Linked DNA regions of Homo sapiens: region 1 is linked to region 2. The links are chromatin contacts, found by Hi-C or POLR2A ChIA-PET in ENCODE. All regions are on one chromosome and are shown on one strand. The core of a region is the stretch at or near the end of the contact, and the rest is flanking DNA. Distances in the headings are between cores, read along the strand shown.

Region 1 (3,665 bases), core at 1,005-3,504, 3.4 Mb before region 2:
TCTGAGGAAACTAGAGAAAAAAGGAGCAATTTAAGCCTGATGCAAGCAGGAAAAAAAATTAAAATTAAAGTGGAAGTTAAAAAAATTGAAACAGGAAAACATTCGAGAAACTTAATGAAACCAAAAGCTGATTTTCTTTTCAAAGAGTTAATTAATAAACCTCTAGCCAGCCTAACAAAGAAAAAAATAGAGAAGACGGAAATCATCAGAATGAAAGAAGGGTCATCACTACGAATTCCATGGACAATGGAAAGGTAATAAAGGAAAACTATGGACTCTACACCTACAAATTTGGTCACAGATGAAATGAACAAATTCTTTAAGAGGCAAACTAACCAAAACTTGCACAAGAGATAGGTTGTCTGAATAGGCCTACATCTATTAAAGAAATTTGAATCGATAATTAATAGCCCTCCAGAAAGGAAAGTACTAGGCCCAGATGGTATCACTAGCTAATCCTACCAGATATTTAAGGAAGAAATGACATCATCCTCCCCAATTTCCTCCAAAAATAAGAGCAGAGGCAACACTTCCTAACTCATTCTTTGAGGTTAGCATTAGCCCATTGTCACCTCTCAGTGCCGTCTTCTTCCTGCTTGGTGACCATGGGCTGGCTGGACTTTGAGCTCCGCTGGCTCATCTTCCCTTCACTAGAGAGCAAGTGAAAGAGAGATGACAGGGATGCCTGTCTGGGAGTGGTGGCACTGGGCACTGAAAACCAGTCTGGTGCCACCACTACTGCTGATAATAGCAATAGCTTTTGCTTTCTTGGGGCTGTACCAGCGCCAGAAGTAGCCTTAGCACAGAGTCCCAATTAGACAAGTTTCCATACATTTTTACATTCCACACATTTTCATTTTTATCAAGAATGTACAGTCATCCCTTGGTATCCAGGGGGAATTGGTTCCAGGACCCTCCATGGATACCAAAATCCATGGATGCTCAAGTCCCTGATATAAAAGGTGTAGTATTTACATATAACCTATGCACATCCTCCTGTATATTTTAAATCATCTCTAGACTTATAATACCTAATACAATGTAAATGCTATACAAATAGTTATACTGTATTTTAAATTTTTATATTACTTTTTATTGTTGTTATTTATGTTTTTAATTTTTAGAAAATATTTTGCATTCATGGTTGGTTAGATCCATGGATACAGAATCCACAGATAAGAAGAAATGACCGTATTGATGTACTTGTCTTTTTTTTTTTTTTTTTTTGAGATGGAATTTCACTCTTGTTGCCCAGGCTAAAGTGTAATGGTGTGATCTTGGCTCGCCAAAACCTCTGCCTCCCTGGTTCAAGCGATTATCCTGCCTCAGCCTCCTGAGTAGCTGGAATTACAGGCATACACCATGACACCCAGCTAATTTTGTATTTTTAGTAAAGACAGGGTTTCTCCACGTTGGTCAGACTGGTCTCATTGTCTTACATTTTTTAAAGATGATTTCCAGGCTTCTCTGACCAGATATGTAAAAAATACCAGAACAGAAGAATAAAAAAAGCAGAAGCAGCACTCACTCTCTACCTGCTTGCCTTTTTTGTTGGGTCTCATCTGCTTTCACTTCCTCCTACCAAGTATTCAGAGATCCTGAAGTGATTCTAGGGCTAAGAGCCACATAGATGGGCTCAGAGCAGAACCGGTCCCCAACTACACAGCCTGGAAAGTGTGACAACAGACAGGCGTTTGGATTTTAATTCTTCTAAAAAGATCCTTTTTAGACAGAGTTGTCTTTTGGAGTGGGGATAAAGGAGGCCTGGGGGAGAAGAGAGGGTTCAGAGGTCACGGGGAATCATCCAATCCTACACAAAGCCTCAGAACAGGCATGATGTTCAAACAGCTCCAGTCCAGCCATTTGCAGATGTAAGAGAATAGGAAGATGATGTGAGTCACGGCATCCTTGAGTTTCTCCAACAGCCAATCCCTGCAATTTAAAAAATCTGATTGCCTCGTTATTTATTTGTAACTGAATTCTATTGTATACCTGTAGAGTGAAGCTGGGTAGACATTAAATAACAAGTATGAAAGGGAACCCTACCAGAGATGAAGGACAGACGGGAAAGGAGACGATGACCCACCTGAAGTTGAGATTGCTGTCTCCACTTGCCATCTGCCCCTGCTGGCCCTGCTGGGCCATGAGCTTGGCCTAGGATCACACCCGATTCGATTTTCACTGCCCCGTTCCTTCCTGCAGCTCTGAGGTGAAGCTGCCAACTGCCCCTCGGTGCTCAGTCAAAGAGGAAAAGAAAAGTGAAATTGCCTAACTAGCTGACGTGGGTGCACCAACTCTACAGTCCTCCCTCCACCCAATCTCCATGACGTCTCTCAGTCAAGGGAGGAGGAGCAGAGCCAGCCCCACGAGGCCACGGAAGACAGGGTCACTTGTTCCTGCCAAGGAAAGAGGGTGGAAAAGTCATTCAACTCAAGCAGATCAAAGTTGTTTTGAGGTAAGGTGGCATCATGAGGAGGAAGTAAACTCTGTATTTGTCCCCACCCCTTGCTGAGGTGGCTGAGAAGGACAAGTGAAGACCAGACATTTCAAATCTTCAGTCAGGCTCCAGGGCTGGCCATGCACCTTAGTGAGCCTGGGCTGGATGGCTTAGGCCCAGTGTTTGGACATGGGGCCAGGGAGAACTGAAATAGCATGCATTAGAAAGTGGGGGAGATGCTCTTAGCACTCCATGAAAGCAGACAGAGGTAAAAGACAACTCTCTCAACTCCTCCAGCCAAAGGCAAGTGCTGAGGTTGGGCAGAGAAATGAGGTGCAATTCTAAGTTTTCTCAAATATGTGGGCACTTTACAACAGCAGCCAGGGGTGACTGGGAAAAAAATGAGCTTCAACCATTTCACTGAAATCTTGAGGAGAGTGACAGCCTTCTCACTGGATGGGGAAAGGGTTTGGAGCTGAGATTATCTAGACCTTCAAGGACAATATGATACAGGAGGATAGCTGTATTACATTTATGTTTGCACACAATTTTTCATTTATACCCAGCCCTCATTCTGTAAAGGATTTGAAACAATTTACAAAAACACACTATATCAGCATAAAGTCGAGTGATAAACAAATGGAAGCAAAGGGCAAATATAAAAAATATAACCACAGGACTAGAAATCCAGGCAGAAAAATGGGTCAAAGACAGGGGGCTGATGAGAGCCAGGGTATGGGTAGAATCCAGGGCCAGTGACAGAACAGTAGTGAGGATTGAAAAGCCAGAGGCAAAGCAGTATTTTTCCAAAACATGTGCTCCTGAATCCTACTTTTTCTGGTTCATTACACATATGCAAGGAAATTTGCATACATAAGTTTGCAAAATACAGAGTGCAAGAAATTTCTACCCCTTCCACACTTCTGCTTTCTTTCTACCAAAGGAACAAACACCAATCTGGTTGAGACAAACTCTAGAACACTGATGAGGACACCTTTTCCAGTATCTCTCTCTCTCTCCTCTCTCTCTCTCTCTCTGTCCTCTCTCTCCTCTGTCTCCCTCTCTCTCCCTCTCTCTCCCTCCCTCTCCCTCCCTCTCCCTCTCTCTCCCTCCCTCTCCCTCCCTCTTTAAAACAAGAAGGAAAAGTATGCTGGGCTTCTGTTAGACACAGCTGTCCTCTCCTCCCAGTCTCCATGGGGCTCCAACAAGGCCTGGTACAGACTATACC
Region 2 (4,037 bases), core at 1,092-3,591:
GATCTGCCTCTCCGATGAGGAGAACAAAAAAAAATATTTAATGCCTTCGAAAAATAAACATTTCATGATGGGGCAGTGCCAATTTGGTGGCAGAGCTAACGAAATTATTTCCAGAATAATCCATTCAAAGTGACTTATGTTTATCTGAAAACTCTCTCAATATCCAGGAGCCATGGTATAGCCTTGGGAGCAGCGTGCTCTCATCAAAACGACATGTGTAGGCCACGGTTTGGCACTGACCTTCTCAACATTGCAGTGAATGTAGCCTTTAGAGCAGCTGCTTTAAATCCTGAATATTTCTTTCTCCCCCTACAATGGACCCCTGAAAGAGATAAAGTTGTAAGAAAATACTGCATCTAAAAAACACAGCAGGTTGAGGGCACTCCTGTGATCCTTCCTGAAAATGGAGGTATCTAGAGTAGACATGAGATCTTTGCTACCGTGGAGTTGTACGACATATGGGAAACAAAGATAAGGACAGAAACATATTCAGCCTTGGCTTTCGCTTGCAAGTCACTATGTTACAATAATTCTCAACTCTAAAACTAGTGCTTACCTCTGGTCTTTACCAAATTCTGGGTCAAAGAAGGTATAACTAAACTGAAGACGAGGCAGGTGGATTACCTGAGGTCAGGAGTTCGGGACCAGCTTGGCAAACGTGGTGAAACCGTCTCTACTAAAAATACAAAAATTAGCTGGGCGTGGTGGCAGACGCCTGTAATCCCAGCTACCTGGGAAGCTGAGGCAGGAGAATCGTTTGAACCCTGGAGGCAGCGGTTACAGTGATCCAAGATTGCACCATTGCACTCCAGCCTGGGTGGCAGAAAGAGACTGTCTCCAAACAAAGCTGAAGAGATCAGAAGGCCAAAGAATTAAAAACTACTCTTCAACATAAATACTAATGCTATTCTTAAAAATCCTACAACCACAATAGCATTAGTATGCACTGCTTTAACTTTTAACTGAATATCCTGCATCCAACAACCTTGACTACACAGAATTGAGAATCCCGAGGTAAACAAAATACCCTCTAAGCAGCAGTCCCAATATCCATGCGCTACAGCTCATATCTACCCCGCTGAAGAATCCTTCCAGCACAAACTATGTACTTATTTTATGCAGTTCTAATAAGTTACTTAATAACATCTTTGAGGGTTTTCTATGTGTTTTGTGTTAAACATTTTTCTTGCATCTTCATATTCCAGCCCTGTGAGGTAACATGTCCAAGTTTTTCCATCTAGGAATTACTTCAATTCAAATTCCATTATATGTGATTCCACAATGGGTGTTATCACTACGCCATTAATTCTCAAACTTTAGCGTCCAGGTGCATTGGTATCAACTGGAAGGCTTGTTAAAATATATTTCTGATTCAGTAAGTTTGGGATAAGACCCCAAAATGTGCATTTCCAAGAAGTTCCCAAGTGATGCTGATCCTAGCGTCCTGGGATTATTTAGAAACCAATGCACTTCTATTCTTCTTTGAAAGAATACTTGCTTTCCACAGCGACGGCAGGCCTGCAGCAAACCAGAAGCCTTTAAAGTTTATTAGAACTACCTCAAAAAGACACACAACTGTGAGAAATTAGATAAAGCCTTCTAATAAGCAATTTCAAAGAGAAAAAAGAAAAGCCTGGGAGTCACTGAGTGTACTGCAGAGACCCAAACACCTCGATAATTGAATCATAACTAGGCAGGCACTCATTCATTTTGACAGTAACGCTGAGTCTTCAAAAGAGTTTATGCTCAGTTTAGAAAAACAAATAAGGCTGTGATCCGTTTCTTGTAAACGTTTATCCAAAGGTTTTTAGGGGTTGGACAGAAAGGGTTTACTTTGGCGGATTTTTTGTCCTCTAATAAAAGTTATTACTGCGGTGAGGCTTAGACTTGTTCTGAGAAACTGAAAGCTGTCCCGAGAGCACCTGAAACTGCATGCTCTGTTGCTGATGCAACGTCACTTCAAACTTCCTGCTTTCAAAAGGAACCCTTTAAACTCGCTCAGCGCCAACCCCTTCCTCCGAGTGTGGGCACGTCGTTCCCGTGCGGTCCGGCGGAGATGCGGCAACTTCGACAAGACCCCAGGTGGAGTTACCCCAGGAAACGCCCTCCCCGCTCTCGGACTTGCCCCGGACGGGGAGGCTGTGCCTCCAGCCCCGCCATGCCTCCCTCGCCCTAGCCCCCCGGGAGGCGCCGACCTCCGCCCAGCAGCCCCAGCCCGGCCGCCAGCTCCCGCAGCCCGGGGAAACGGCGAGAGATGCCGCTCACAACCAACGACAGCAGCCGGACCAAACAGACGCGGAAACTCACGCTCTCTACGACCCGCCTGCGTCCCCACGTCTTCGCGCGCACGTGCGTCATCACGCACGTTCCCGATCCGGGGCGCCCCGGGTTCCTGGGGCCGGGTGCGGGAGGGGAGGGCCTTAAAGCGGACGGCTCGGCCGCGGCGCATGCTTAGTTGTGCGCGCCCGCGCTCTGCTGTCTGCAGACCGCGTGCGCCGGCAGTGGCTCTAAGGGGGCCGCGAGGGCACAGCGGGGCAGGACCGCGGCAGAGCGCAGTAAGGAGAGTGTGGACCCTCGCCCTGTCCTCTAAGCTCCATGTGAAATGTGGATAATATTCCTTACTGCCATAAATAGCCACTGGCCGCTGACTACGCGTAAGGCAAACAAGCGACCTGCGTTCAAGGGACCCGAAGACTAGGGGAGAAGCAGCGAGCGGGTCGCGGCCGCCTACCCAACGGACGCCTCTGCCCAGGTTCTCTGCCGGGAAGCTTCGTCCTTCCGGGCCCCAGCGCAGCCGGAGGCTGGGGAGCTGCTGCCTGGAAGGGTCAGATACCGCCTGTTAGGCGGAGGGTGGGAAAGACACTCTCCTGCTTCAGGAGCTATCGCAGACAACCGGAGGGCGGCTTATCGCAGAGTCCCAGAGCCAGCCAGCAAGGCAAGGTCGCGGGTGCACCTTTCACTCCCAGAAGCTTGGGTCTGGGACTGCACCACGCAACGTTTGCCCATTTTGAGGGCTTTAGGTGTTTCATATTTCAGTTAATAGAATTTCGATTAATACATAATTTGATACCATTTTAATTGTTTGCTACTCGGGAGCAAGTTTTATGTTTAGCTGTAGGAGTTAGGCTAAGTTAAATGTTGCAATGCTATATATATTTAATAGGATATGAAAAAACTATCTTACAGCCGGGCGCGGTAACTCACGCCTGTAATCCCCGCACTTTGGGAGGTCGAGGCAGGAGGATCGCTTGAGCTCAGGAGTTTGAGACCAGCCTGGACAACATAGTGAGACCTTGTCTCTATTTAAAAAACAACAACAGGCCTGGCGCGGTGGCCCACGCCTGTAATCCCAGCACTTTGGGAGGCTAAGGCGGGCGGATCACCGGAGGTCAGGAATTCAAAACCAGCCTGGCCAACATGGCGAAACCCTGTCTCTACTAAAAATACAAAAATTAGCCAGGCATGGTTGCGGGCGCCTGTAATCCCGGCTACTCGGGAGGCTGAGGCAGGGGAATCCTTGAACCCGGGAGGCAGAGGTTGCAGTGAGATCGCGTCCATGCACTCCAGCCTGGGCGACAGAGCATGACTCTATCTCAAAAAAAAAAAATCTTACTATTTGGTATGGAATTTTCTGATAGCTAGGGTAAAGATGCTCTTTTTCCAAGAAGGAATCCGAGTATCCGAATACAGGTGGTTTAGTGTTACTCTTTGTTTATTGGAAGTTGTAGCAGCTGTGTTTAGATAGTCTGCTAAAACAAAAACTGCCTAAACCAGAAGAGTTTATCTTTTGCCATTGTGTATTAAAACTCTTCATAGAAATATTTATTTTGGAGTTTGAAATTTAAGTGAAAATGTGGCTCATGCATAGGTGTGGGTGTACATATGACTTTCAAGTGACAAAGAAGATTCTTAGCAAATTGTACGTGTTCATTAAGACTCATAAGTTACCTCTTTCCTAGAAAAACAATATACTCCTCCAAAAGCTCAACTGACAATGAGAAACTGCATTTCTGGACATGAAAAGTCAAATGAATGCG

Evidence for each region. Hi-C counts contacts between places; a loop is a spot of excess contacts on that map. ChIA-PET counts read pairs that join two places held with the same protein, here RNA polymerase II (POLR2A). Pooled maps may share reads with other maps.
Region 1: a map with no recorded cell type shows a loop between it and region 2 (10-fold over the local background). The contact joins the promoter of SP140 here to the promoter of RHBDD1 in region 2. A Hi-C loop is called at or near these places in 1 of 37 single-sample maps with no recorded cell type and 5 of 50 pooled maps. POLR2A ChIA-PET finds 5 or more read pairs at or near these places in 1 of 52 experiments (CD4-positive, alpha-beta T cell).

What each region holds. Positions count from the first base shown.
Region 1 is chr2:230,224,325-230,227,989 of GRCh38, reverse strand. It overlaps SP140 (SP140 nuclear body protein), which reads right to left and starts at 2,254. Exons shown (of 27, transcript NM_007237.5): 1 at 2,087-2,254. The coding sequence starts at 2,145. It also overlaps a transcript of SP110 not described here. RefSeq lists enhancers at 1,665-1,714, 1,735-1,814, 1,885-1,934, 2,165-2,374.
Region 2 is chr2:226,834,358-226,838,394 of GRCh38, reverse strand. It overlaps RHBDD1 (rhomboid domain containing 1), which reads right to left and starts at 2,341. Exons shown (of 9, transcript NM_001167608.3): 1 at 2,308-2,341; 2 at 241-322. RefSeq lists enhancers at 1,829-1,978, 2,819-2,888, 2,728-3,022 and a silencer at 2,029-2,558.